2 separate regions of the Homo sapiens genome follow, and region 2 is linked to region 1. A link is an interaction called in ENCODE POLR2A ChIA-PET data of the cell type or tissue named here. Cell type or tissue: OCI-LY7. All regions are shown on one strand. Each heading gives the region's core, and the rest is flanking DNA. Links, peaks and the distances in the headings are about the cores only. Region 1 overlaps TMEM272 (transmembrane protein 272). Region 2 overlaps FAM124A (family with sequence similarity 124 member A).

Region 1 (15,066 bases), core at 3,859-8,858:
GTTCCATTTAAAATTTTGGATGGAAATGCAGGGTCTAGTGGCCCACAGGGGGCAGAGTCAGAGCCTGGAGGTGAACAGAGAGAGGTGAGGACTCCTGGCAGAGATCTGGGGGTTACCCGTGAGGAGGTGATAGTGACTCTGGGAATGGATGTTGTACAAAAATAGACCCTGGTGCTGGGCAAAGCGCTTGACATACATTATCTCAATGAATTCTCCCAGCCTGAGGCTAGAGGTACTAAATAAACATGGGCGCAGGACCAAAACTGGAGCCATTGGGCCAAAATGTCAACAGCAATTTTCTCTGGGTGGTGAAATTTACAGATGATTTTGATTTTCTTCTTTGTGCTTATCTGCATTCTCTGATTTTCCAAAATGGAGAGTTATTACTTATGTAAAGATACAAAACCTAAGGAGAGTGGTTAGTTTAATGCTTGGTATGTGTGATCTTTAATGTCCATCCTAGCCTGGGGCCGCGTATTATCTCTGTTGCCCAAATGAGGAAACTAAGGCTCAGAGAAGTTAAGTCACTTCACTGAGATCCACAGTGAGTAAGAGAATGAGAAGGGCAGTGGTCCACACCTCTTTGACCACTGTCTACACCACAGTACACTGATGATTAAATCGGAGGAAATTAAATTGGAGGGTTCTCGCCTAAGACTTGCAGCCCGGCTGGGAGGCAGAACATCTCCATAAGAAAAGGAAAGTGAGGCCTTGGGGGAGTTCAGAGAGCCACCCACAGTAGAGCTGACTCATCCAGGGAGGGCTGCCTGGAAGAAGGGGCATACTTGGGACCCCTATGCACAAGGAGAGGTGCGAGGGTCCTCCTCTGAGGGGGAGTGGTGTGGCAAAGGTGAAGGGTGGTGGGTTTAGGGTAGGGGAAAAACCAATTGCCTGTAGTAGGTTGGCTGACGGTGGCTGTGTGGTTGGGAAAGCCCAGGCTGAACACCAGCTCGCTGTTTCCTCACTGTAAGCTGGAACTGAGAGTCCAGCTCAAGTTTCCATCACTCAGATGCATTTCCCTTCCTTGCAGGGCCCCATTCCTTGGAGGAATTCCCCCACCCACCACGTGTCCCCAGATCTGGCTGCCCTCCCAGGACTGGTTCTTGGCTACAATGATGCCAGGAGAAAGGAACCAGCCCAAGGAAAGAGCCGTGGCAAGTGGGTCCCACTGCCCAGGCTTCCTGGAGCCACCTGGCCCCCTTCTCTCCCACTAACCTTTGAGGTTGTGAGCTCTTCCAATCAATGACCTCTTAAGTTAGCCAGAGTTGATTTTTTGTTCCTTGTAGTCAAAGAATCCTTCCTGAAGCAAGTACCTGCCTCAAAGGGGCACGGTGAGGACTGAATGAATTCCAAATGAGGGCAGAGCCGTCAGCATGGCATCAGCAAAAAGCACATGCTTACTAGGGGTAGCAATTGCCACTAGGAAGGGTGATGTGGGAAGATGAGGGGGAGTGCAGGGTAGGCAATGGTCACTGAATCCGTCTTTTGGAAACTGTCTTTTAACATGACCCTCAGTAACAAATACATTTTATGCCAGGTCCTAGTCACTGGGTAACTGCATGTCCTTGTTGGCTTAGAGAAGTCCTGGTTTATGCTGTTGCTCTGGCAGGATGATTATTAGAGCCCCCTTGTACTCTCAAAAGTGTCCCAGTTAGGATGATAAATTACACGGTCAACTCACCCAAACACACACATGTCCATATGTAAGTATCACACAATACTTAACTTACTAGGCACTCTAATTTTCTATTTTATTTTTTAAAAAGCAGGTCACACACAGCCTACTTAATTCATTTCCTGATCTTTTAATGGGGCATGACCCTCAGTTCTTTCTGGTAGCTCCATGAAATGTCAGCTCACATCTCTTCAAGTTTCTCTTCATAGAATGCAATACTGTGAAGCTATCTGATGCATTTCACGAAGGATGTTGGGACCCCCTAGGCAGGTTCTGAGGTTGAATACAAACCATCATTATCACAGGCAAACTTCTGCCTCTGGGGACTCTAATCCTGTTTGCCGCTGCTCTAATGGTTATGGACTCACTGTATATTACCTTGCCATCATGAGCACAAAAATTTAATTTGGCTTCAAACGGTTTTAGATTGCCAGGGCAAAAAATCAATGCTGCTTATTAGGGCCTTAGTTTGTTCACTAAAATAAATTACCTTTGGGTCCTGGGCTGGCTTTCAGAAAGGAAAAGTTTGCTGTTTTTAAGAGGAACAGACCCCACGGACAGTAGCATCTCTAAAGGAAAGTTCTGCTGGGCAGCTTGACGATGAGTGAGAACAGGAGAGGCAGAGGTAATTACTGCTGAAAACGCTGCCCTTGTTTTAAGCATCTCTATGGCACTCAAACCGTTAGAGCCTTCCCTTAACACTGTGGGGGCCATGGGGAAAATGTGGCCCCGCTGAGCCAAGAGCCTTTGGGTTTTCTTGGAGCTGAACAGAGTCCCAGGTAGATCCCATGGGGATGTTGTGATGGGGATGATTGTGTGTACTTGTACATTTTAGGACACTGCCCACCAGATTGCTGTTAGGAGATGGGGACATTTAACAGTGAGGTTACCTCAAACACAAAAGCCTCCTAAGGTTTGCCCCAAATCAGACGTCTCCCACGACAGAGTTGAGCTTGTGGCTACCAATTGCATATGAGAACAGCAATTTTCAAGACGTTCCTTTGATGTCTTAGATCAACAGCATGACCAGCGCCACTGGCCAGGATCTCTCCAAGGATCCCCGCACCAGAAGGCAGCTGGCAAAGAAACCCAACACTGGGTCCGAATGAGAGTTCATACTTGGCACTCTTGACTCAGTTTTCTCTTGTGTTACGGCTTTGTTTTTATGAAACCATCTTGGGAAAATGGATGCTTGTGTTTTCTGGCTTTGATATAGAAAGTGGTGAGGTGGGCTTGGAAGACTGGGAAGAGTTGTTGATAGACAGAGGCTGACCTAAGCTTCTCTTGGTAGGTGTAACATTTCTGTGGGCCAGGGATCTTGAAAACAATTGCAGGCTATGCACGCCCCTGATATTTCTTCTTCAGTTGCTTTTTCTGTTTAAACAAATGTCAATACAGCCCAGGAGCAGATTAACTACATAACCTTGAGAGTCACAGAGAAGCACTCCTACCTCAGGCATAAGAATACTTTAATAGTTGATTGATAACTGCAGCCAATTAATCCTATGTTAGTCAATTGAGAACTAGGAAGTATAGTTAAAAGCAGAAATAGGAACTGCTAAATCAAACATATTTTAACCAAATGCAAACCCTGCCTTCAACAGGAAGCTTTTTTTTCCTCAAAAAAAAAAAAAAAAAAAGCAAAAAAAAAAAAAGCAGCAGCAGCAGCAGCGCAGAGAAAGACCATGATTTCACTGGCTGAATTCAATGGTATAACTGGCAGTCAGGGACTCCTCTGCATCAACTCTTGTCAGACCAAAGCCACAGCTTAGCACATTGAACTCAACAGCAGGAAGGAAGCTCTTGCAAATATGCACAGCCCTGGGTAAATGCCCTGCATCTGGAAAAATCTGTGTCTCTGGAGCTAGCCCCATCACTTCAGCAACCACGCTTAGGGGGAAGTTGTTTTGTCTCCCCTGTGAATAGCAGGCAAATAACAGGTGCATTACAGGATGCCTGTGAGTTAATTTCTACAAGGACTACAAACAGCAGATAAAGATACTTTACCTTTAAGGTACCGACGATGCCACCCACTAGCAAATATAAAGGAATGAGGGGCTGTATAGGGCAGTCCTCCAAAAATTTCATTCCTACATAGGGCAAACAGAAGAGGATTGAGAGAAATACATTCGAGAGCACAAAGCCCAGTTTTGAAAATGAGTGGAACACCTTCAAAAGCCAAAATGTTAATCATGCAAACCATATGCTTGTGGGATCTGCTCAGCCTCACCAGTCACCTGATCCTCAGGAAGCTCAGTGGATTGACACCGCAGAAATGGCTCTCACAGCGGAGTGGCGATAAATACTCCCGCAGACAGGGCAGGGACCAGGTGTCGCTGCACCTTTTTTCTGGGTATTAACTGGCTATGGGTTGCACTCTGCCTTTCTGAATAGCCAGTGTATGAGAACTCAAGTTTTCAAGGATTCAGGATTCAAAGGATCCCTTTAAATATACGGTTTTCTTGATATGCTTAAAATAAGGTTCAATTTATGAGTCACATTTCCAAAATGTGACTCTGCGTGAATGAGGTTCTCATCTACTCTGCTTCCAGGGGCCAGGTGGCAGGGAGGAGCCGCTCTTCCTCCCTGTGCAGCAAGCCCTCTGCCGTGTTAGTCACAGTCACCATATGATAACCATTGACCATGCCACTCGCTGGACCCCATGCTGGGAAACACGCGTGTACTCACATATCCTTAGCTACCAGATACAGAGTACTACCAAGCCAGCCTACCCAGTCTACCCTTTCTTAATGGTAGTTTTTCTCCCCAAAGCAATGCTCTGTCTACTTTTCTCAGGTCTTTGTTCCCTAGACCTATTAACCAATGATATGATGTGTCTATTTAACATATAAAGAAGAAATGCCCATTTCCCTCAGGGACCAGTCTGGCTCAAACAACCAAGCTCCAGATGAATTCTAACACACACCTTTGCTATGGGAGACACTGACTGCCCAGCATGTGCCCTTGTTGGGTAGCAAGGCAGTGTGACCAGTTCTGACCAGTGGGCTGTGGGACACCTTGGGGCCAAAGCATTTATTTTTTTTGAGACAGAGTCTTGCTCTGTTGCCCAGGCTGGAGTGCAGTAGCATGATTCAGTCACAACTCACTGCAGCCTCAACCTCCCAGGCTCAAGCGATTCTCCCACCTCAGCCTCCTGAGTATCTGGGATCACAGGGATGTGCCACTATGCACAGCTAATTCTTTTTTTCTTGTAGAGAAGAAGGACTCACTATGTTGCCCAGCTTGTTCTCAAACTCCTGGGCTCAAGTGATCCTCCTGCCTGGGCCTCCCAAAGCGTGGGATTACAGGCCTGAGCCACTGTGCCCAGCCCAGGCCAAAGCATTTAAAAACTGATACATGATTCGTTGTTTGCTTCCTCTGCTTTGACCACCTGGAAACCATGGGTGGAGATGGATTGTTCTCAAGATTGAAGCAGACTGGACTATTATGTCATCACATTGCCTGAGAAGTCCCCATGCCCCCTGAGCCATGATGGAATTTGCGTAAGCAAGAAATAAACTCTTACAGTGTTAAGCCACTGGGATTCCAGGGTTAATTTGTGGCTGTAGCACAGTTAAGTTACCCTGACTAACACATCTGTCAACAGAGTCCAAGAAAGGGAATTCTTACTGTAGAACCAAAGCCTCCTGTTTAAATGACATTTAGACTTTTAGCTTTGATTTGGAATTTTATTCCCTATAAATGCCTTGATACTTAAGCAGAGGGAGTAAACTGTTTTTCTATGACTACACCATATTCCATTGAAATGAACAAAATTTTCTAGGTATACAGAGAGCCATAAATTCAGGGCCCAAAACAGAGTTTAGTCAAATATACACGTTGATCCAATCATCAACCTATGGAGGCTTGTCTTTTAGTTATCTCTGATGTTTAGGTGAATTTGTTATTAAATGGAAATACTTTCCAAGTCTCAACACAGCCTTTTCACACAAAGACCTTTAAGTACTTGGTGCCAAATTTGTTGGACATGGACTGCCTTTCAATTCAAAAGCCAGCTGTGAAATGAACATTGAGTAATGGCTTAGATATCTGCTCATTCCCAATGAATAAAAACAGCTGCTGTTCACAGGAGAGTCAATCAGTGCACAGATGGCTTAAAACGATCCTAATAAATTTAATAAAAGCCATCTTTCCCCCTGTGTTCTCATGTACTTCTTAGGACCTACCTTAACTCTAGATTTTCTTTCTTGTCTGATCTGCAGTATCACGATTATTCTTTTTGGTTTTAGATCTCTCCCTAGTTCAGTTGATAACAACTACCAAATGTAGTGATTTTTAAAATATTTGTTATTGTGATAAAATATCTCAACAAAAATTGCCATTTTAACCATATTTAAGTGTACAATTCATCGGCATAATTACATGCATCATCTTGTGCAACCATCACCACTATCTATTTCCAAAATGTTTTCATCACCCCAAACACAAACTCTATAACCAATATTGCTCTAGAAGCAATAACACCTCCAAAACCCTCTTTCCGCAGTGGATGTGGTGATTTTAATATAATATCCATGGGAATTGGCTTGTGGGGTCTTGTCTCTTTTATGCAGCCTTATTGGTGGATGAATTGTTGCAGTTAAGTTCATTTGAAAGATAACTGGCTGGGCGCGGTGGCTCATGCCTGTCATCCCAGCGCTTTGGGAGGCCGAGGCGGGCAGATCACTTGAGGTCAGGAGTTCAAGACCAGCCTGGCCAACGTGGTGAAACCCTGTCTCTACTAAAAATATATAAATTAGCCAGGCATGGTGGTGGGCGCCTGTAATCCCAGCTACTAAGGAGGCTGAGGCACAAGAATCACTTGAGCCGGGTAGGCAGAGGGTGCGGTGAGCCGAGATCGCTCCACTGCACTCCGGCCTGGGCGACAGAGTGAGACCCTGTCTCAAAAGAAAGCAAAAAGAAAGGTAACTAACCACAGGGTCCAAAGGCTAGGGTTCTCTTACCTTACAGATTTTGCATAGAATGCCCTCTGGAGAGTACCCCCGACTTCATAAGCAGGGCATGCCTAACATCTTGTGAACTCTTCTTGGAAGAACAGAGCCATATAATAAGTGTTAATTTTTGAATTGCACTGTAATAATCACAGCACCAGGGCCTGCTGAAGTGATTGAATTGTTCACTCTTACACTAAATGGCCCCAGACTACTTGGCTGTTTCAGTTCTCTGCAAACCTTAAAATCTTATCTTCTTTTTTATTTCCTGTCAGGCTGTTAGCTTTCATGTCTTACAGATCTAAGGATACTGTTTTTGTTTCCATTTTTAGTATTGTGGCTTTAGCAGGGGTGGCAGGGTGAAACTTACATAACAAAAGAAACCATTCTAAAGTGAATAATTCAGTGGCATTTAGTGGATTCACAGTGTTGTGCAACTACCACCTCCATCTAGTTCGAAAACATTTTCATCACCTCAAAAGGAAGGCTCCTACCCATTAAGCAATTAGGGTACTGGGTGTTTCGTTGTTGCTGTTTTGCAACAACTCCTATGCTCTTTTACTTTCTGCTCCAATATGCTGTGAGCTTGGACCTAGAACACTGGGCCTGCTGAGCTGCTTCTTTTTTGTTTTTGTGTTTTTTTTTTTTTTTGGAGACAGGGTCTCAGTCCTGTTGCCCAGGCTGGAGGTATAGTGGCACGATCATCCCACCTCAGTCCCCCGAGTAGCTGGGACTACAGGCACACGCAACCACACCCAGCTAATTTTTAAGTCAAGACTTGCATTTTTTGGTAGAGACAAGGTCTCACTATGTTGCCCAGGCTAGTCTCAAACTCCTGGGCTCAAGCAATCGGCCCGCCTCAGCCCCACTAACTGCTGGGATTACAGGCGTGAGCCACCATGCCCAGCCATGCTGGGCTTCTAGGTAAATAGGGGTAGCTAGGTCCTGTACACAGGGCTCCCATTAGCAATGTTCAGGAGCATGAGATTAATTTCACTGACACGTGATAACAATTTTTAGCTACTTAAGGAGCTTCCCCCATCCTGCCCCTCCCCTGACCTTCGCTAGACCTCACACTTCTGGATTATGAGGTTGTTTAATATACGTGATTTATGGAAATATTTACTCATTCATTCAGCAAAAAAAAAAAAAAAAAAATGTATAGAGTGCCCATACATCACCTAACGCCAGGTGCATTTTTTGTATTGCTTGCAACCTGCTTCCACAAGGGAACATAGGAACTGGGAAGGGACTTTGGGAAACCTCTAGCCCAGTCACTTCCAAACTTGGGCTGGAGGGATCAGAATCATCTGGGGACAGATTTCTAAAAGAGAGTGTCTGTCCCCACCCAGATATACTGCACTGATATCTCCCAGGGCGGGGCCCAGGAATGTGTATTTTTTAAATCTTCACCAAGTCATTCTGAGATGGCACATAGGTGTCTGGGAATCATCGGGCTGGCCAGTTCTTCTTAAACACATATTTAATGTTTAAAGATTACATGCCTTGGGTCCATGCCCCAACCTGGCTGACCTGTGGCGTCCAGCAGCTCGGAAGGCAGCTTACCTATGAAGGTCATGGACAGCGGCAGAGCCAGGAAAGCACAGAGCACAACAACGAAGCAGGCTGCAAGGAGAAGAAGGGGCAGGCACTGGGTTAGAAACACACAGACCCCTGCATTTCCTCTTCACTGCAGTTTCTTAAGCATCCTGTGAAACCTGACTTTCTCTCCAGTGGCAAGTCAGCAGACAGGAGGAGAAGGTCGCAGCTCGCCTGGGGCTCCCACACAGTGGATGCAAGCCAAGACTTGCACTTCTCAGAGAGCTGAACATCTCTCGTGATCACTTTGCCGATGCCAAGGCCCAGATATCCTGCAGGACCTCTCCAAGTCTGACAGCTTATGGAAAAGGAGTTTATAAACTGCCACTGTGCCCGTGCCAGGATGCCAGAAGCTGCCGGCATCCACTGAGCCAGGCAGGATTCACCCTGTGCTTCCTGGGTGCCTGTACTCAGGGCAGATGGTTCTTCTCTTCCCTGGATAAAATTCACTGACAACTCACTTTATCACTGAAAGTATTTGCTTCACAAAATCTTCTTCCCTTTCCATTCACTTGGTTATATATTCCACAGCCCATGACATTAGATGGGCTCCTAAAACTTCTTGCTGACACACAGTATAATAGAGCTTTGAACTGGCTTGGGGTTTTTCTTTCTGTTAATGCCACCAATCCAACTTTTAGACATTGGGAAAGAACAGAGGAATGGGGGCTACACAGGCTTGGGTCCAAATCCTGGCCCTGTCACTCACTGGCCATGTGGCTTTGGGCAAATTCGTTGACATCCGGAAGCCGTTTTCCTCTTCTGTAAAAGGTGGTGACAGATGTATGCACAAGGACCTCAGGGTATGGCAACTTTTGTGATTAGGCAATTACTTCCCTGCTTTGCTTCTTGGTTTCCTCATCTGTTCTCCAGATCGGCAGATATATCTGCAGATATAGGTTTTGCTTGGCCAGCATTTTTTTTTGAAAGTGTGAATTTGAATGCCTCTTGGGTAGGCCTGCCCCCCAGTTCCCACTGTCAGAGTCTTGACAGCATCACACATCTGTGCTTTCTGCTGAGTCCTGTTGTCATGCTGAGAGCAGAGGATCTCTGAGTGAACCTCATGGTAGCTTCTGTAGCATCTACTCCTTCCTCTCTAGGTCATCACCTTAATTATTTTCGGGTACCCCCACCTCCCTACCTCCCCATTCTGCTGTGCCGTTTATGTGCTCTGGCAGAAGCTGATCCCACCCTGGCCATAGAAAAGGGCATGAAGTTTCACCCTCAATTAACCAGCAGAGCCCCACTTACCAGATACGTTATTAGTGGATGGGCTCATGACTTATATTGGGAGATTTACTGAGAGTCAGGAAAAAGCTTTCTCGCTCTGCTGACAGAACTTCCAGAAACAAGGTTTCTCCCTCCCTGGCCACTGGTGAGGAATTGAATTACTCTGGGGGTGGCTGGCAGCCTTCTTGCCATCATGAGGGGAAGCCAGCCTGCGAATGAGAACAACGCCCTGAGAGGCAAGAGAAGAGGTAAAAAGAAACTGGGTCCTCAGAGACATTCATCACCCATGGAATCACACCACCCTTGATGCTAAACTACTTCTGGACTTGCCATTTATAGGAGCCAATAAATCCCCTTTATTACTTTAGCCAGCTTGAGTTGGGCTTTCTGTATTTATACAGAGCCCACTGTACCTGGCTTAATCTGCAAGGTCCTTTGTGGTTTTGAATTGTCAAAGATCTAGGATTTATCTGGGAATCTGTCTTCTCTAGAGAAGAGCTCTAAGGCTGCAAGTGCCTCTGGCTGGGAGCCTCACGTGCACACCACCAAACGCCAGCTCTGATCTTGCTACCCACAGCGGGTAGGGTGCACAGGGCAGGGTGCTGCCCCTCTCTCAAAGAGACCCGAGAAGTTGCCCTCCATGCCCACCTTGACCTTCACCTCCAGGAAATGTTGATGGGGGCAGGCATGCAGAGTGATTTGCCCCAATTTCCACTCCTCCCCTCAGACCACCCCTGAGTTGTATATAATGCTATCACCAGAGCCAGCTTCAAAGGCGTGCAACTTAACGGCCCCAAGCATCTGGTTTGACGCTCTTCTGTTGCCATCTTGAAATTCTAAATAAATTTCTCTCGAAATCGTGTATTGTAAGTGAAGTTGGACAGGACAGTGAGGAATATGTGTGAGCAGAGGGAGCCTGTGAAATGCTCATGTCTGCTGCCCTTTACCGCCAATATTCACATTTACTCCGCAAGACTCAGGGCCAATATGAGGAAAGCGTGTTGTGTCTTCAACTGAGTAAGCAGGGGGCTGACAGTCCTGAAAAGATTTACTTCCATTTGAACCAGAACTTGCTTCAGATGCAGACAGAAGGCAATGATGTTCTAAGAAACAGGAACAACGAAGGAACTCCACCAACCCCTTTCTGACCCCTAAATTAGTATACCTTGTCCTCTCACAACTTCCTCACCTATCTGTGAGCAGAAGGTGGAGAATGTGGGTAGAATACACCCATATCAAGAAGCAAAATGAAGACTTGTTAGTTTTGTACAATGTTTCCAATGTTCCGATAAAAACAAAATGTGTATGAGAGCTATTAAACACAAGTTGTGTCATTTCAGTGACTCAACATATGAGTTAAATGCTCTTAGAGTTGCATTTAAAACTGACATTATGCAATATTAAGATGAACGGTAAAATATATACTAATAATTACACATTTTGATTTCCCCTACTTAAAAATGATATTAAACAGCAAATAAAAAGGCCAAAAGAGAGACTGCAGAAGAAAGGAAAAAGCTTTTTATATTTTAGTCCCTTGAACAGTGCTTCTTTCCTGCTTTTTGAACAAGGTGCTTTGCATTTTTGTTTTGCTCCGGGGCCCTGCTGGTCATGAGTGACACAGTGCTGCTGGCAGGTGTGGTGAATTAGAGAGAATTTCAGTTAATCTAGCCACATTTGTTTTAATTCTCAACTTAGAGTGGCGGTCAAGGAAGAAATTTCTTGCTGGCAAAGGATAGAAATTCAAGGGGTCGATGAATCCTATTCTGCATTTTTGACCTTGGAGCTTGTTACAAGGATGAAAAAAAGTGATCGGCATCCTGAAAAATCCTTCCCTGTGCTGCAAGCTTGAGGCAGATGGTGCCACCTGGCCACATATATAATCCAGGCAGTGAGTGACACAAAGAAATGGAGCAGTCCCCAAGGAGGCACCTGCCACCCAAGCTTCCTACTGAAGGGTGGCAGAATATGCCACCCCAAACTCTGCAGCTGTGGCATAAGGGTTATTTGGAGCTAAAGGCACTTAAAAAATAGCAGATGGAAGAAGGGTACTCTGACCCTCCCCTTTTCCTTCTTAAAAGTGGGAAACAAAAGCCCCACATAGAGGATGTCCTCCCTATACCAAAGGAAAGCACCATTCTTATCATCAAGGATGGGACATTGAGACCAAGAGAATTCTGTACAAACAGATCTTGTCAAAATCACTCTTATCTTCCCTTAGCCTCCCCACACAGTTTGGTTCCTTTTCTGCAATTACCTCTCTTTGTTCAGCCACGTACAAAAGCATTTGGGTTTTGCTATTTCTTTGGGTTTCCACTTCTTATGAAGGCTCTTGTGTCATGTAAAACTTGCACTAAATTAGTGTGCTTTTCTCCTGTTAATCTGTCTTATGTGAGTTTAATTCTCAGGCCCAGCTGAAAAGCCCTAAGAGTGGAGAGGTAAAATGTTACCTCCTCTTCACTACCTCCCAGCAGGGCTGAGAGAGATGGCCAGGGCCAGAACATTCTTAATGACTACCTGGAGGAGGCTGTAAAGACTCACCACCTGCAGCCATGCAACCAAGCCACCTGAGTCACAGCCCACTCCGCTCCTCATTACCTGCAGCATGGACTGCAGGACTCTTAACCTCTGAGGTTTCAATGTCCTCATTGCAAACATGGGCACGATTACAAGACTTTCCTAACAGACTTGTCAAAATCATCAAATGTCATAATCTGCATAATCTGTGTAGGGCACTAAACGCAGGGTCTGGCACATAATAAACACCGATAAATGCTGGCCATTATCATTACTATTATTATTTTCCATTCCTGATGGAAGGAGACCCAGGCTTCCCCTTTATTTCAGCCCCCACTTCGGAATCAAATGAAGAATCGAGAAAACAACAGGTGAGGTATACACTGTGGTTCTCATGGTGTCTGAGCAGAGATGAGACTGTTCTACACCTTAACTCCCAAGTGGATGCGGCCTTACTCCCTGGCCCTGTTCTCAGGCTGTGCCCTGGCTTCATCCAGTGAGTCCGCTTCTCTGGATCACCACTCTAGGTCTAAAGAGGCTCACTCTTGCTTGAGATCTAATGAGGCTCACTCTTGCTCGAGGTCTAATGAGGCTCACTCTTGCTCGAGGTCGAATGAGGCTCACTCTTGCTTAAAGTCTAATGAGGCTCACTCTTGCTCGAAGTCTAATGAGGCTCACTCTTGCTCGCTGCACCTCAGAGCCATGACTCTCAGGGTCTCAATGGCCGCTCTAGATCTCACAAACCAGGATCAGTACAAATGGCGCCTGGAAATCTGCATTTAAAAGCAACTTCCACCCTGGCATGGTTGCTCACACCTGTATTTCCGGCATTTTGGAAGGCTGAAGCAGGTGGATCTCTTGAGCCCAGAAGTTTGAAACCCACCTGGGCAACATGGCAAAACCCCGTCTCTACAAAAAACACAAAAATTAGCCAGGCGTGGTGGTGCACCTGTGGTCCCAGCTACTGGGGAGGCTGGCTGAGATGGAAGGATCGCTTGAACCCAGGAGTTCAAGTCTGTAGTGAACCATAATCCCGCCTCTGCACTCCAGCCTGGGCAACAGTGCAAGACCTCATCTAAATAAAATAAAATAAAAGCAACTCTCAGGTGATCGTAGCCTGTTTCTGTAAGCTGGCTAGAGAATCTTCAGGGGCTTCCTACAGCTGTCTGCTCAGCATGGTGTGAGGTGCTGGGGTTGGGCTAGGTTGTAGGATCCACTGGGATGGAAATCATCAGCAGTTACCAGCACGAGGCCTTCTTTACCACTTGGTCCTAATAAGGACACCCAAGCCACAGTCAGGAATTGGGGAGCCCCACTCTCGCCTGATCCCCCTGCCTCCTGGGGCATCTGGTTACCCACTCCTCAGTCTTTGGAGCTCTCTGGAACAGAGGCTGAGCTTCCTGGTGATGCCGCTGTTGCGATTGCAGCGGCTTGACAGCAGTGACCACCACTAGTTAATACTGTCCTGCCTTCTGGTCTATTGAGCACCAATTCCAATGCAACTCAGAGTGCCACATTCTGGCTTCTGATGCCATGAGAGTCTCCATCTAGAAAGTCAGTTTGAAAGAGCTGGGTGAAAATAAACTCAGCTTGAGGGTCCAAAGGAGAAAATAATTCAAAATTAGAGCAATAGTGGGAGGATATTAGAATCAAAACGTTGGAGTCAAGTCATTCTTTATGCTAAGAACACAGATAGGCTGATTCCTGACTTACTGAAGGTTGGGAAAAGACAGACTATTGGGAAGGGTGCCCTCCTCAGGGTGGCTTTTGGGTTGCTGGCTCTGGATCCTCACTCCCCTCTTGCAGTGCATTTCAGGGTGGGCTGCTCTCACGACTGCTGATTGCTGCTGCCCGTGATTGTCAGAGGGAGCAGCATGGTAGCAGGTGTTAAAGATACGCTGCCATCCGGTTATCAGTCAAAATAGGTAGCTGGGAGAATTCAATGCATTTTTAAATGGGTAATCTTGATAGGAAAAGTGGGTAGCTTTTGGTCTGTTCTCAAGGATCTCCGGAGTCTGTTTCCTATGAATAGCAAGTATTAATATATCCCCAGATCTTTTGCTTAGTTTAGTGCAGAAACTGAGACTGGGACCCAGCAGTTTTTCTCTGCAACACCATCCTTCGGGGCTCCACTGAGCTATCAAATACCCAGAAGGCAACTGGCAAAGAGTGCAGGAAGAGAAACTCAAACTAAACTCCTCTTTCCAAACTGCCCTTTCCACCTCCCTGTATCTGTAATGGTGCCCAAACCCCAGTCACCCAAACCACTTCTGCCCTCTCCTGGTATGTTCAGTCATTCTGCCTCTGCCTCGTTTCCACCCACCCCTCTTCTCCAGCCCTGCACAAGCACCCTGCATTGCCACAGCCACCCACTAATCCCCAGAGGTCACAGCCAATAGCAATTTGCATGAGGGGGTATTTTTATTAGCACTTAATCCCCTTTGAATATAGATGAACTTCTTTATAGATATTCAGCTATTCATTCTTGCATTCGACCAAGGTTTGGGTAGATGCAAAGTGAGCATGAGAAGCCTCGGCAATGCGGACTTCACCACCTCTTAAGGGAGATGAGATGTGCACCCAAGGGACAGTACAAATCAGTGTGTGGAAGGGACCAGCAGGGGCAGCGCACAATGCAGTGAGGAAGCCTGGAGGAGGAAAGAGTCCCCAGGAAATCAAGGAAGGCCTCAAGGAGGAGGTGATATTGGTACTGGGTGTTGATGGATGGGTAGGATTTTTGACGGGCTGAGTTGTGGGGAGATGGCTTTTCTGTCAAAGGAAAAAAGCCCAGAGGAAACAAAAGATTTGAGAGACAGAGACACTCAGAGTGGTTTGGGGGAGTGGCAAATCATGAAATGGAGCTGAGCGTCCATCATCCATCATAACAGAGAAAAGGAGATCAGATGGAAACTAGATAGTCAGAAGAGAGGGCATTTCTGTTTTGCATAAGGGTATCTGGATTTTATTAGGAAGATAAAGAGAGTTGTAGGGTTTGCAATTGGAAAGCAGCTATCAAATAATCATCAATAATATCATCAAATAATAATCAAAGCTGAACCTTTGGAGAAAATGAGGACTAAAGGGGGTGGCTCT
Region 2 (15,066 bases), core at 4,758-9,757, 590 kb before region 1:
ATAAGTGGTTATTATATGCAGCAGAAAATGATCAGGAATATGTTTACAAAGACACTCTGGTTATTAAAAAGGTGCTTATATTTAATATTAAAGTACAGGTAAATTTACTCATGAGAAATTATGCCTCATAACTAGAAAGAATTGAGAGTGATTAAGATTACTACATAAATGACCAAAGCCATTCAGATTGATTGAATACTTATTTTAAATTAACAAAAGTAATTGTCTTAATATAAAGGCCCTGATTGTTTAAATCAGTAAATATTAAATTGTTTTGCCCTATCTCACTAGCCTGTTAAACTCTGAATTCTAAATAGTTCCCAAATGGAGAGACACTTAATTGGATTATTCTATTTATTGATGTTCTGGCTTAGTTTTCCTTTGCAATAACAGACTGAGCAGATAGTTTTATATCTGGATTTGTAATTTAGTGTCAAATTATATTTCATTATTAGTATAACTGCAATGAGCAATTTCTGGTCAGTTCAGCCAACTGGAGACCAAATGTTGCCCCTTAGTTATTAAGAACCTTAGTAATAATGAGAATAATGCTTCAGAGATTTGCACTCATTCCCCAAAGCTCCTGCATTCCTAAAACCAGAGAAAGCTCAGTTGAACTCTCTCTCTCTCTGTGCCACCATTTCCATTCCACTCAGTTTTGCCCAGAGGCTACATTTCTTTTCAGAATGATTTTTCTAAAATACTTGTGTGAAGCCTTAGTTCAATTTGTAGCTCACAAATCAGTCCTCTGGTCACGACACAACACCTCTATAGTTATCAAAACTGGTAATTTGGTTTGGGATGTTTTCCTCTCCATTATTTTAATTGCAGCCTCTGAGTTGGAATTTCTATTAGTGCAGCTGGGATCAATACCCTGCTATTGCTCTTCCTTTCTACTTTAAATGTTTGGTGGTTCCTGCCTCACTCTTCAGTGTTGGGGCCTCTTGGTGAGTGAGTGTGTATATGTGTTTCAGTTAGGAAATGTATTTGACTACAAATAATGGTGGAAAATGATGGCTAAACAAGTAGGGATTCGTTTTCCTCTAACCCTTAAGAAGAAAAAAAAAGTCCACGGAGGCAGTGCAGGTCTGGTGTAGAAGCTCCTTTTGTCATCTGACTACACCGTTCTCAGCTTTTGGCTTCCTTCCTCAAGCTTGTCTCAGAGTTATAACATGGCTGCCTCCACCCCAGCCATCACATCCTTGTTCCAGGCAGGAAAAAAGAAAGGGGAAGGGCAGAAAGTACCTGCCAGCTGAGCCATCCCCACTTTTTAAGGAATTTTCTCAGAGACTCTACCCAGTAATTTTTCTCTCTATTGGCCAGACCTTGGTCACATGTTTAACCCTAGTTACAAGGGAGTCTGAAAAATGTTATGTTTTCTTTGGTTACATTGTCACATGCTATGGTTCCATTAATAAGGAAGAAGGGGAGAGTGGGTACCGGGGTGGGGCGGGTAGGGGGAAGCGGGGAGGCTTGACTGTCCCTGCGTCAGCACCAGCACGGTGCCTGGCCTGCCTCTCCTCCCAGCCAGGAGCATAAATCCTGGCGCCACCTACTTTCAGGAGAAGGCCCCTTGAGCAGTCAGTGAAGAGTAACATAGTTGACTTTCTGAAAAGATTTGGAAACAATTTTAAAACCTAAAGTCTTAAATCCTTTAAAGTATCAATTTGACAATGCTACAATAAGAAAAAAAAATATTTCCTAAGTAGATTTTTAAAATAATGTTTCCCTACAAACTATATAATCATAGGGGTCTGAGTGGAGAGAAGGGTAGTGACTTTGTTATTTATCCTGAATGATTTAGTTACAGGGCCTCTCCCAGTCACAGTTGAGACTTGGGGTGGCACCGTCTGTGTCCAGCAGGGTCCTGGGCTGCCCCTGCCCTACAGTTGCATTGTCCCAGTCCCAGTTTGACATCCTGGGAGCAGCTCCTGCATCTCATTGTCATTCTGCCACTGCTGTCAGCCTCTCTCGACTCAGTGGCTTTTGAATGATTCCTGGTTCCTGTTGGGAATTGAGAGTTAATTCTAATCATTCACTATTACAAAGTGGATTTTTCTGCGTGTGCAAGTGATTCTTACTCAACATTCACGTGATGCTCCTTTACCCATTTGTTCCTGAGTTCACAGGGGCAGAAATGCTTCCTTGGGGTAAGCTAGCAAGAGCATCGACCTTGTTGCCTGTTTGTCCACAGCTGAGTTTCCATTACTAGGGATTGTAATGAGACCTCCCTCCAGAGAGCACCATTCTATTTAGTTGTCTTTTTCCTCAAAATGCAGGGGGCTGCTTCCTCATGCCAGCTGCCCCATGGGAGAAAAAGAAAAGTTATCACTAAGCGAAAGGTATAAGAGTGGTGGCGTGGTGAGGTGTCCTGAGTTCTAGTCCCAGTTCCACCGTGAATTAGCCACATGCTCTTGGGTCATTCACCCTCTCTGGGCCTTTGTTTCCTCCTCTGTAAATAAGAGGATTGGGCTGGAAAGCCTTTAAGGGCCCTTCCAGAAGCTCTAGGAGGCTGAGATATGAATGTCCAAGAAACTCCTCTACAAAGAGATGGAAGGAAGGAGGAGGAAGGAAAGAAGCAGGGAAGCACTGAGGCACTTACCTGTTTTCTCTTTGCTCTCTTTTTGACCCAGCATAAAAATCTGGAAGCCTGGGCATCCTCTCTCGTGGCCTGTAATGTAAATTCTGAAGCAAGGGCCGGCCAGAATCAACCCGAGCTTCTCTGAACCGTGAGCTGCCTATAGGTCGGTCACAGTAGAGAGACTGTGGTGAGAGGCAGCAGCTCCTTTTTGTGCCCCTCCCCTCACAGAACTGCACAGGTCTAGGGTAGGGGCAGGCATGTGGACTGCTGGGCATCGTCCTCTTTTCCTCCACCTCACAGATCATGGAACTGCACTTCGCTGACTTGTCCTCTGTCCCCGTCCAGATCCGGGGGATGTGACCGGGGGGCTTCTTTAATGGATGGTTTGGTTTTGTCTGGGTGAATTTTTTCCAGTTGCAACGGGTTCATTTGCCTTTTTCAGATCGACAAGGAAGACGGGATTTTTATTTTTATTTTTTTCAATGTTTTCTGAAAGGCTAAACACACTGTTGGCACTCAGGAGATCTCAATAAATCATAATACTTGCTATGGAAGATTAATTTTTACTTCCAGAATCCTGTTTTTCCAGAAATCTAATGAGATCATCAAGCCACTATGTACAATTTACATTCTTATGCAGTTTAAATAAAAGGAGGGAAATTATTTATAAACAGGAGAAAAGAAAAACAATAATTATGCCAGGAAAAAAAGCAACTCTGCCACGTAATGCTAACGAAATTTGCATCATGTGTGATTGAATATTTCCATTCAAATTAAGATTATAATCATACTTAGAGAATTACTCTTAGAAGGTATTAGGAACTTAAAAATTATATTTTTAGGAAAATATGACATTTTTTGAAGATATCTAGCCCCAGAATAAGCCAATAGGAAGTAGTCAAAGAATTAACTAGTCCTATTTGAGGCTGTTCTGAAGGAACCTTCTCTATTTTGTCTCCTAATTTTGCCTCTAAAACTGTTCCTCCTCAAAACTCAGTTAGTCATGAGCTCTTTATCTGGCACCTTAGGAACTGCCAGCGATGGCAGGAATGCCTTGTAGACAGCAGAAAGCACAAATGCTAAAAGATTGGGTGAAGTGATAGAGGGCTTCTCCTAGCCCCTTGACAGTTCCCTGAGGAATTCTCTGTGGCTGTGGAAGTCAGGGAGAAAAGGCCACCAACAGTGTGCTCTGCTGATTTGAGCCTGGGAACATGTACTGAGCCATGCAAAAAGGCACAACTGATGGGTGGCTGTGAGTCACTGAAACTGTTTTTCAACCTCCTGGGGACTCAGATTCCTGCCCTCTTCCATTTTGGCCCTACCTTCTTTTTCCAGCTTCCTGCTCTGTCCCTCCAGTAACTCAGATAGCCTCCCTTCCTGTCGACATCCTCCCTACTGCTTTCCTGGGGTTGCTGTGTCTGAACTGCCCTCGAAGCAGCCCCAACTAGGCACAGCTGCTGCTCTGGGCCCCTGGATCACTCTTATTGAGAGAAAAGGGGTCAGGTGGATCACAGGTGTTTTTCAAATAGGGAAGTCCAGGTGTCTTGGTTAATTACAAGCCGTTATAGCTGGTCTAGAGCCACCACTGGGGCTTGTCAGTTCTGCTTCGCTTCTCTGTCTGGGAAGACATCTCATCCCTTCCTGAGACTGTCTTTCCTCACAGCTGTCTCTTTCCACATAAATGCTGCCTTCTCCCTTTAGTTTCTCAGTCATTTCAATATTTTCTTACAAGTTCAGGATACTGATGCAATAAATGTTTTGATTTTGGCCTTGGCCACATTTTTGCAACCCCTCAGCATTTTGGAGGGAAAGATGAGCTCATTGTGATATAATTAAGCAATTACATTTGTGATAAGCCAATGTAGGAGCTTTGAAAGCAACACATGGAAAAGACATGATTGCATACTGTAGAACTCCTCACCAATGCGGAATATGTGAATACATATGATCTGTGTTTCCATATGCAAGAGCTAAATTCAGACTTGGGATAATGAAGTATTTATTATTTTCTTTCTGTTTTCATTAGAGAAGATGATAACTTATTGACAGATTTTGCTCATTTTAGAGCCAGTTTTTTATCACATCTCCAAAAAAGGAAGATCAATGTGTCAGAAGAGATGCTAGTAGTCAACTTTTATCCATTTGTAAATGTTAGAGTCTTCATTTTTTCTTCTGTGTAAAATACTTTCCCTGTAATTCTCAAAACAAATATTCTTCCAGAGTCTTATTCCATAAGATCTAGGCAAAACTCAAATCTGTTTATTAATTCTCATAAAGAACAATTTTAGCTATTGAACTTGCTTAATTTTGTGATTAGCATGGAGTTGGCAGTGTTCACAGGTTTGTGAAAAGACTCAAAAATCCACCTCTTCCATCCCCAGCTTCACACCCTACTGCAGTAAAATTGTCATAAAGAAAAGTCACCAATATTCTCTAAATTAGAATGTAGTCTCTTAGAGTTAGTTGTATACCTTGAGTGTCTCAGTTCAGGTCTGCCCCTATTTTCATTAGTTTTTTACTTCCTTAGCTTCCAAAGGGCTTATTAGTAATACTAATGATTGTTTGATATACTGTAGTAAACCCAGCAGTTGACATAAAACAAATGAAAGCACTGGGGAGATGATGTACTTATTTCCAAGTGGAGGAATATCATAGGGTTTTGAATTTCTACTCTACCATCCACAGAGCTGGAAGTACTTGAGCATGCAACTTCCAGCCAACGAACCCCAAATAAGAACTATTTCCATTTTTATTACATTTAAGACCATGTCCTGGCACAACAGTCATGTTTATTCGCAAAACTCTTCTCAAAGGAGATTCAGGGTGAGCTGTGGCACAGCTGGAATGAGTCTGCAGCCCTGGATCGGGTTCTCCATAAGGGGCTGAGTGTTGGTCGATGGTGTCAGTGATAACATGTTCCATCTTGGTGTGTGGCCATGGCTGCAGAAACCAGTGAGAAACCACTGAAATGCTGTACATCTGTACAGATCAATCTGATTTCCTTATCCAGTCTGTCTTCTTCTGTGGCTTTTCCTTCAAAGTGACTGAAGAATTCAAGCTTTTACTCAGTAGTATCTATTGTATTCCAGGCATGGGGCATCTTGTATACCTATAGCTACTGTCCCTGTAGGTGTATGGTATGAGAGAGCACCCTTAAGGTTTCTTTTCCCCACCCCAGAAGCCAGGGGCCTCACTCCAGCTTTCCCTAACTGTGGAGAGAGGGCCCTGCTGCTGGTGGCTCTTCCCACAACCCCAGGCATTGAAGCTTTCTGTGGAGGGGCTTTGGGATACTTGTCAGGTTCCGAGGCCTCCTCTTAGGGCTGGGGCCATTTAGCATGTAGCTGGTAGGTGACACTAATAGGCCACAGGCCTGGGTGTGGCATTTATGGCAGGTCTGGGTTTTGCAGCCACTTAGGTTTTGGCTCAGCCACAGCCTCAGAGCCACAGAATGCCAGCTGTTGTGGGTCAGGGCATCCTGCTTGCTTCACATTTTGTCAGCTGCCCAGGGAAGGTGTTAATGGCCTGGTAGAGCGTATAAAATCACCAAACTGGAAAATTTGCTGCTCAGAGTGTGGTCCAGGGACCACTGCATCAGCATCACCAGGAGCTTGTTAGAAATGCAGAATCCCAGGCCTCCTGAGGCCAGTAAGTTGTATGTACTGAAAGTTTGAGGAGCACCGAGCTAGCCCATCTCTTCGTTATGCAAGCTCGCTCTTAAATCATCCCTGATACAGGTGGCTTATCTGAATCTCTTACTTTTGGGTTCTAATTTTTAAAACCTATAGGCTCTAGGATCCACCTAATATCTAGATGAAAAACATTTTTCACTTGATATTTGCATTTTTAAGTTGATAATTGAAAATATGTTTATCCATTGAGAGTGGTTTATTCTAAAACACGGGATATATCCCTTATGAAGAGGGTAGAGGTGTGTGTTTGGGGTTTGTCTGAGAAGCAGGTAGCAGCCTTACCTGTTGGACCATGGAAGTGGCAAATGAAACCTCTGAGATGAAGGAATCTACTGAAGCTGAACGTGTGAGTCCATTAGATTGTTATTTCATGGTGTGGGGCCTGTATATTCAGAGTCCTCTGAATGGGGGCCTGAAAAGCTAGGCAGTATTAACTATCTGACAGTTGATAAGAAAAAAGCAATAACCAAAGATATGCATCAGGAAATCACAGGGTAAGGACAGTATATGACACAGACAACTCCTTTGATGCTTTGCTACGCTGGCATCCATTTCCAAAAAAAATATGGTGTAGTCCTTCTGGTTTCAAAGGTCAGTTTTAGTTGTGTGACTTCAACTCGACAGAGGGTGTTGATTTCCATCCGGGATATGAAAGAAAAATGGAGGCAGACTTCTCGTGACTACTTTCTCCCCCCTTGAAAAGCTGAAGTGGTACTTCAGGGATATCTGGTCTACCAGAATCATCAGGATTTCCCCCAAGACAGGAAACGAAAGTGAATAACTGCCACTACTCCTTACCTTGATGTGCCTGGTGCTTTTCTCAATTTCAAAATAATTTTTTGCTACCCAAATAATACATAGTCATTGCAGAAAAATCAGAGAATACAGATTAGCAAAGAGAAGCAAACCCAGAATCCTACTATCCAGAAGCAACCATTATACATAATTTGGTGTCTGCCTTTGTAGGATTTTTTTCTGAGCATCTATATATTTATGTAGATATATAACATTTTGGGTAATAATTTACTAAAAAATGGCATTGTATATTTTGTTTTATAGTCTAATTTTCTAACTATAGTACAAACATCTTTATATGCCAGGAAACTCATCTCTATAATAGTTTGACTATTCATACAGTATTCCCTTATATTTTTGCACTGTACTTTATTCACCAGTTCACTATTGTTGGTCCTATAGGTTGTATTCACTGTTTTACTACTGTAAACAGCATTGCCAAAAACATCTTTCTAATAGGTCTTTGTGCATATCCTTCCTTATTAGAAAAAACTCCTACAATTGGAATTGCTGGGGTAAAAACTGTACTCTTTAAAGCTTTTGATCCCTATTGCTAGGGTATTCTCCAAAGGTGCCATTTCACTCTCCCACAGACATGGATGAGAGTGTCATAAAAATTGTGATTTTATGTACACAAAAGATTATCTGGATAGATACATATGTAGATAGATAGTAGGTTTTTTAAACAATAACAATGAGCAAAATTACTCTATGGAGTCGGTTATAAACGGGGAGACTTTCAGGTTTTGGAGAACCACAGGGAAATCTTTTCTGCTGCCCTCACTGGAAGTGTGGTATTGATGACAATCCTGCTCCAGCCTCGGACTACAGTAACAGCCACAGCAAAGCCATTGGTGCTCCGTCCAGCCTTTATGGAAAATATTTTCCACTCCAGTACAGTTTCTATCTTTGTTCAACATCCATACTGCTGTCTTTAACTGCTGATGGTATAACAAGTTAGAAGTAGCTGAAAAATATGATACAAAAAGCCAAGTCATATCCTTTCAAGGTTACAAAATTCAGAGTCGAAGAAAACTAAGATGATCCCATCATTCTTCCTTCTTTCTAAACCTTCTCTCCTTCTTCCACATTTGTGAAACTTCTATTTTGCACATCACCTGATTCGGGAAGGGAAGGAATGTTCCACATGCTCTCACTCCCCTTTTTATTTTGACCTGACTCTGACATCTTCTGACGTTATTATTGGCACACAAAGGAAGTGAAGCTGAGCAGTTCAACCTGTGCTTAGAAGAATGATTTTCCTTTTCGTAACAACAGTAGTTGCAAGACGTCTTTCCTTTGTCAATTATGGAGATAATTGGGCCTTTCTCTACAAGTCCATATTTAATATTTCATTGCCCCAGGCTTGAGGAGAGTGAGGCTCAAACATGTAGGGCCACAGATAGACTGAACTGGGAAGTTAGAGGTCTCTCTATGAGACAGTGTGATGAAGGGCTCGCCATCTGTTAGATTATAACACGTTCTGCTCTTCATTGAGAACTCCTATAAGAAGCTCCTATTATAAAGAGTATGAATTTTCAGTCACCAACTCAGACATAAAAGCAGTACTGCTTTATTTCTCTATAATTGAGCTGAACTTCATCTTGAGCTGCCGCCCTCACCCCCTAACAAGTGAAGACACAGTCCTGCTCTTCTCAGGGATCCCAATGCCTGCAGGGCTCAGCCCAGGAGAGGTTCAATCCATGATCCTTTCTCAGAACGCTTCTGGCACACAGATTTTCATCAAGTTCCTTCCAGTCGTCTTCCTCCCACCAGAAGCCCAAACTTGGCATCTGAGCTGGAAAAGCTGCCCTTGCAGCCCCACATGTTCTTCTGCCTTCTGGTTCACAGTGTGAACCCTCTGCTCTAGGTTTTTAGCCTTTCCTGGCTCAGAAAGCCTTTTCTGTCTCCAAAAGCCCAGCTCTTGCAACAGAGAGCCTTGCCCTTCAAGACCATTTCCTCTGTTATGAGTTAAAACAAAATTTTCAGAAATTCAATTACTAAGTTTATCTGCTGCCATCCTCCCTGAAGCAGTGAACAGCCAGGACTCTGTAGGTGGAGGGCCCCAAGGCGATTAAGAAAACTGTGGGAAAGGGAAACTTGGTTATTATTTCTGCATCCCATTCTCTGCGTCATTTAGAATGTATCATCTCCCATTTGTATTTTTGTTACATTTGTCACGTGTGAAGGTCTTGGCTTCTCAGTTAGATTTTAAGCTGCACAAAGGCAAGGACAAGCTATGTCTCCTCTTACTTGGAGTCCTTGGGGCAGGCACTTCAGGACTAGGTGCCACTGAGGTATAAAGGAGAAAGCCCTGAACTGGGAGTTGGGAGATGTTTGTTCTCTTTCTAGACCCACCATTGACAAGTGGCCTGACCCCAACTGTAAAATGAGGGGGCTGGACTGACTGTCTTACCCATCCTTAATTTTCTAGTCATGTCCAGTAAGTTTGTTCTCCAAATGGGCCCAAAGTACACATTTTCTAAGGAGACTTAGAAACAAGTACCGGAGACTTGTCAGTGTTATATTAAAATTTTCAAAATATTTGAATATTCCACTGAATTTTAGGCCAAAAAAAAAAAAATGAGTCCCCAGGCTCCATCCACTTCCTACATTGCTCGTTTGATCATGAGCAAAGCCAGTGCTGGATTTCGTCACTGCTGCATCTACTGCGTTCAGGACGTGTTTTATAAGCACATATGCAGTGGCTTTTCTTAGAAGAGTTGCAACGGCTAATCATTATTCATCTGATTTCTCAATATCCTGCCAGAATAAGTCCCTTTTTAAGATAAATCTTGACTAATATAATTGTAAGGATTCCTCCCACGAGCTCTAGTGTAAGACAGAGGCCTGGAGTTTCCTGATGAACAAATCCTTGGGATAGGCTTAGGCTAACATCTTCCTCTTTTGTCTTTTTTGTTTTGTTCTTTTTGGTAGATTTCTTTCATTTCCTAATACAAGATTAATATTAATTCTGTTCCTCTTGTTTCCAAGCCCTGCTCTGTCATCTCTGGATCTCCAGTATTTGTTGAGATCCTGACTTTCTCAGGATGACTTTGCTGCAAATGCAAATGACAAGCACATAATGTGGTTTAGAGAGAATTAAAATTACTGAGTAGAAGAAAGGACTCTGTGTAGAATGCTATAGCCTCTTCAGGCATTTTGAACCGTCAAATTTTTATGCAAGAGGAGTCTTAGTACATCATTAAGCATGGTACATTGCTGGGTGTCAGGCCTGCATTACTTCTCATAAACTTTCAAAGTCCTTGCAGTCCCAGGGACTTACACACGTATGCTAGATATGTTTAAGTGTTTCTAGCTGCAGTTATACCTCCTCAAACTAATTACATATCAACCTTCTGGTCTTCTCCCAGAATCTCTGTCAAGCTGTATCAGGATTTAAAGTGTCTGTCATTCCTTTGGTTGGTGTCCGGCTTTTGCTCCCCCTCCTTTTCCTATCAGGAGAGTATGTTTCAGAATGATGGACCTGAATGAAGCTTAGAAATACATTTAAAGTAAGATGGATGTCCCATTTCCAAGTGGAAAAAAAAACCGGCAGGGTATCTAAAGTATCTGCCTTACTTTCTATATATTTTTTTCTTAATAGTGTCCTGGTTTTAGAATGAGCTCAGGAATATGAATTAGACATCCACATCGCTGACATTGTTCCTCCAGCAAATCATAAAAAAAATGAGAGGGCGGTCGAATAACTGTTATAGCAAAGCCACCCTTCTTATAAAAGCGTGAGAGGGCCTATAGACCAGAAAGATCCTTTATTGTACTCCTCTGCCAAATGAAAATATAAGTTTTAGCTTAATCATTTCAGCCTAGGTTCAGTTCTTCAATTACAGGACACTTCTGTGAAATCAGGCTGAGGAAGAACCTTATGATCTATATTATAAATGCAGTTTGGATCTCCATGTTAAAAATCCTATATGTCACTTCACTGCCACCACAGGTCATTATTTCCAGCACTGCAACCAGTCTCGCCACTTTCACAGCCCAAAATTGCAGGCCAACAGGCCTTGTCAAAATTACAAAATTACCAAGAACAAAGTCTGAGATTTTGTCTTAAATATTGGTGGAGTAAGGGAGTTGCTTACACATTTTTCATTAGTTCAAAGTTTCAAAGAACTGGCTTCTAAAACTATGAAAAAAAGAGATGAAGGCAGGTTATTCATTACATTCCGGATGAATAGCGTCTCCCAGGAAGGAATTTGGAGGCCCCTTTCTGAAGGCATTTGTTTCTGGCGTTCTGGGGAATGCCTCAATGTGGGGAGGCTAGCCCTCTGCAAGTTTTGTGTTCAGCGTCACCCAGAGCCTTTTTCCCTCCTGCTTTCAGACCTGGTTGTTGGTTTTTTTTGTTTGTTTGTTTGTTTTGAGACAGAGTTTTGCCCTTATTGCCCAGGCTGGGGTGCAATGGTGTGATCTCAGCTTACTGCAACCACTACCTCCAGGGTTCAAGTGATTCTCCTGACTCAGCCTCCCAAGTATCTGGGACTACAGGCGCCCGCCACCACACCCGGCTAATTTTTTTGTATTTTTAGTAGAGACGGGGTTTCACCATGTTGCCCAGGCTGGTCTTGAACTCCTAACCTCAGGTGATCCACCTGCCTCGATCTCCGAAAATGCTGGGATTACAGGCTTCAGCCACCACGCCCAGCCCAGATCTGGTCTTTATTCACAGTGTCAGCCGGTGCCCTGGACATGTCTTTGTTGTGTGTGTGACGCACCGTCTCACCTGAGTTTTCTGCCACTGGATCATGTGGGTCTGGTTGGCAGACCAGTATCCCAGCCCCCAAGCCACTCAGTGCCGTTGATGGGGGCTTTAGAAATGCAAATAAGTGTTTATTCAACCTTATGCAGCTCTCAAGCCAGGCTCCAGGGCCAGATTCCTAAACCAAACAACCTGCAACAGCTGGAGGTGCCCTCCTTCACAGTCTGTTGGCCTCGTCGGGGATTACTGGGCACTGCAGTGTTGGCAGTAATTTTGGCACTGGAATGGCGCACAGCAGTTTATTCCGTCAATGGTAAATTGTTACAGCCACTGCCTTGGAAACCACGTTGAGCATGTGTGTGTTCAGTGAAGTGTCTGTCTGTAGGACTTAGCTACCCGGCTTACATCTTATATATTTGTTTATTGTCTGTCTCCCTCACTAGATTATAAGCTCTCTGAAGGCAGAGACTGTTTTATTCACCACTGTATCCTCTAGTGCCTGGCACATGGTGGGTGTTCAGTAAACATTCTTTGATTAAATAAATGATGAAACTAAATTGCAAATTGTCAGTGACAAATTGTGTCTAAAGTGACAATCATATTAATCGTTGCCCAAAAATTCTAGAAAGGGGTACCTGAGCTTGTCATATCCTGAGACTTGTCCAGGAAGTTCTTTTGGAATGAGAGATCTCTTCAACTAGACATGCCCACTGCTGGGGAGGGGGTGCTCTGGGGACACACCAGTTGGCCAGTTCTGGGAGGAGGGCTAGTCTGGCAGGCACCGGGCAAGCAGTGCAGGCATGGCTGATCTAAAGCCCAAGACTGCAGAGAGTGGTTGTGAGGGGCCCTGGCGCAAGCAGCATTGAGGTAGGTCCAGCACCCGGAAGTCTGTCAACAGGCAGACTGCCCTCTTCTTCCGAAGACTCCAGCTGAGGATGCCCACCCAGGCGAAACAGCCAGCCCATTCACAGCAGGCTCTCCCACCTAAGGTGGGTGAAGGAGCTAAGCCATGATTTCAGAGCCCCAGCCAATTTGGGGCAGAAAAACCAACGCGATGATTCCAAGTGAAGTGGCATCGTTCATCTGGGATAATACCCGAGGTTTGTTGTCTTCTGCCAAGGAAATCAAGGATGTGGACACACAAGGAGTGAGATTAAGAGCAGAGCTTTAATAAGCGAAAGAAAGAGAAAGGCTATCTCCTGCAGAGAGAGGGCTCCCAAGCAGGTGTCTGGTCTGCCACAAAATACTTAGGGTTGTGTAGATGAGCTTGAGGAGGTGGTGTCTGATTTACATAGGGCACAAAAGATTGGTCGGACCAGGTGTGCCATTTGCATAAGATGCAAAAAACTGGTTAGGACTAGGTGTGCCATTTGCACAGCATGTGAAAATCTGGCCGCCCCCCACTTTAATCTTTTATTATGCAGATGGATTCTCCACCTGGCGGATGCCATGTTGCCTGTTCCTTTACTGTACACACGGTGACAAAGAAAAGGGAAGATGGAGCCTCCAGGTTGAACATACCTGGCCCTCAGGTAGCCCTTTTCTATTGGCGCAGCTTCCGGCATTCATCTGTGCAAGCTTCCAGCTTGCTTATCTACATCTACAGCTCGAATTTTCAGACTGCTCTTTGTTAGAAAAGAAATGATTTGGGGGCTGCTTTTTTGTTAAAAGCAAAATTCTGCTAAGGGCTCTTTTATACTCACTATGTGCCTAAATAATTTCTTTCCATCTCCTGTATCACGAGGATTGTGCCCTTGAGTAGTGAGAGGACATAGTGGTGAGGAGCACAGATCCGGGGTTCAGACAGCCCTTGCTGTTCTCCAGGCAAATGGTCTTGAGCAGGTCAGTTAGTAGTTCATCTATCATAGTGTTGCTTTAAATGAAAGATTAAATGAGATAGTATACATAAAGCTTGTAGGACAATGTCTGGCAAATAATAAGAGCATAATAAATGGTTGCTATTGTCTAAATTAATTTTCTGTTAAATTTAAATGGCCAGAAACAGGATACACAGGAGAGGTAAAATGTTGGAAAAAATATATATATAACAAATGCCCAGGCTAATAGTACACTTTCTGCATCATAGAAGGCCTGAGCTTGTACACTGCTTTCTTTAACACTGTTTTCATTTTGTGTTATCAAAGGAAAGCCTAATTGTCTATAATCAAATGAAAAAGAATCTCCCTTCTCCTTAGGAAAACACAAACTAATTTGAAAGCCTTGTTAATGGTGTGCTAGCAGCTCCCATCCTCCCACCAGCCTTGGGGCAGTCTGTGCCACTGCTCTGTTTGGTTCTGGTCTGTGTTTTACCATAATTCAACAGGTGCTCGCTAGGTCCTTTGAGAAGACATGTAATAGATATGATAAAGGCAGAGCACATCCCACAGTCATGTCGTCTGTGTTTCTCCAGGGAGGCATAGAGACTTTTCGTGGCAATTAATTATTCACATTTTCTGTCCTTCCCCTCAAATGCTTGGTTTCCTATCCAGCTCCACAGAGGCATGTTTCTCGTGGGGTGGGGGGGGGTGTAACTCTAACACCTGATGACAGCTTGAAGCTGCGTTCTGTGTTCTTTGCTTGTGTTTTCAGGTCATGTGCAGCGGGTACGTGCTAGTGATGGCCAGAGCATGCTAATGCCACTGCTCATTCTCCTTAGCTCTTCTGGGGCAGGGTCTTAGCCACTTACATGTCCCTGGTTCAGGCAGTGCAGAGGGGGCTCTGGGGGTCGGGTCTTCGTCATCCTGGCTCGCCTGCTCTTGGCTGCCTCCCAAACTGCCAGGCGAGCTGGTACTTGGTGGAATGCCTTTCAGCTCACCCCCCTGCTCTGAGGCCGGGCATTTCGCCCTTCTGCAGAGCTGTAAACATTCACTCATCCATGCAGACTTCAGCATGGTCTTTGTTACTGCTCTCAGGGAAACCTTTGTGTAACTGATAGAGATGGCACAGGGCTGAGCGCCCTGACAGCTCCACTGGAGAGTCTCAGAAGCCACCTTCTCCCGGGCCTCTTCACACCCAAGCCTCTCACGCCATGCTATAGGCTTTCTTGGGTGACTGTTATGCATTCCTTTCACTTGTGCACCCACCTGTGGTGCTGGCCTGTTTGAGTTGCCCTCGAGGGCACTGCTGAGATGTGAAGACCTGGGCATGTGCCAACAGGGAGGGCAGTTTCTAGCTTATTCTTCCTCCAAGACCTGGGGCCAGAGGAAAGAAATGTAAGTGGGTGTCCAAGAAATGAAGCTGTTGGCTGGTGGCTGGGAATGAAGCCAGTCAGAATGAGGTGGGAG

The links. ChIA-PET counts read pairs that join two places held together with the same protein. Peaks named below come from ENCODE experiments on the same cell type or tissue, not always from the same donor. Only the 100,000 strongest peaks of a DNase experiment are listed, where the experiment ranks them.
Region 2: POLR2A ChIA-PET joins it to region 1 with 5 read pairs; 1 of 35 experiments calls an interaction of 5 or more read pairs at or near these places.

Annotation. Positions count from the first base shown.
Region 1 is chr13:51,818,373-51,833,438 of GRCh38, forward strand. It overlaps TMEM272 (transmembrane protein 272), which reads right to left. Exons shown (of 5, transcript NM_001351003.2): 3 at 8,194-8,253; 4 at 3,683-3,765. Among named protein-coding and RNA genes, the nearest start is that of TMEM272, 19 kb to the right of the region's middle. In OCI-LY7, for the core only: no CTCF peak of the experiment used is centred there; DNase peaks (open chromatin) are centred at 3,877, 6,949 and 8,319; H3K4me3 peaks cover 2,701 bases; H3K27ac peaks cover 5,000 bases.
Region 2 is chr13:51,232,106-51,247,171 of GRCh38, forward strand. The region is part of intron 2 of FAM124A (family with sequence similarity 124 member A); the gene reads left to right. Among named protein-coding and RNA genes, the nearest start is that of FAM124A, 17 kb to the left of the region's middle. RefSeq lists enhancers at 11,047-11,636, 11,637-12,225. In OCI-LY7, for the core only: no CTCF peak of the experiment used is centred there; a DNase peak (open chromatin) is centred at 7,016; H3K4me3 peaks cover 381 bases.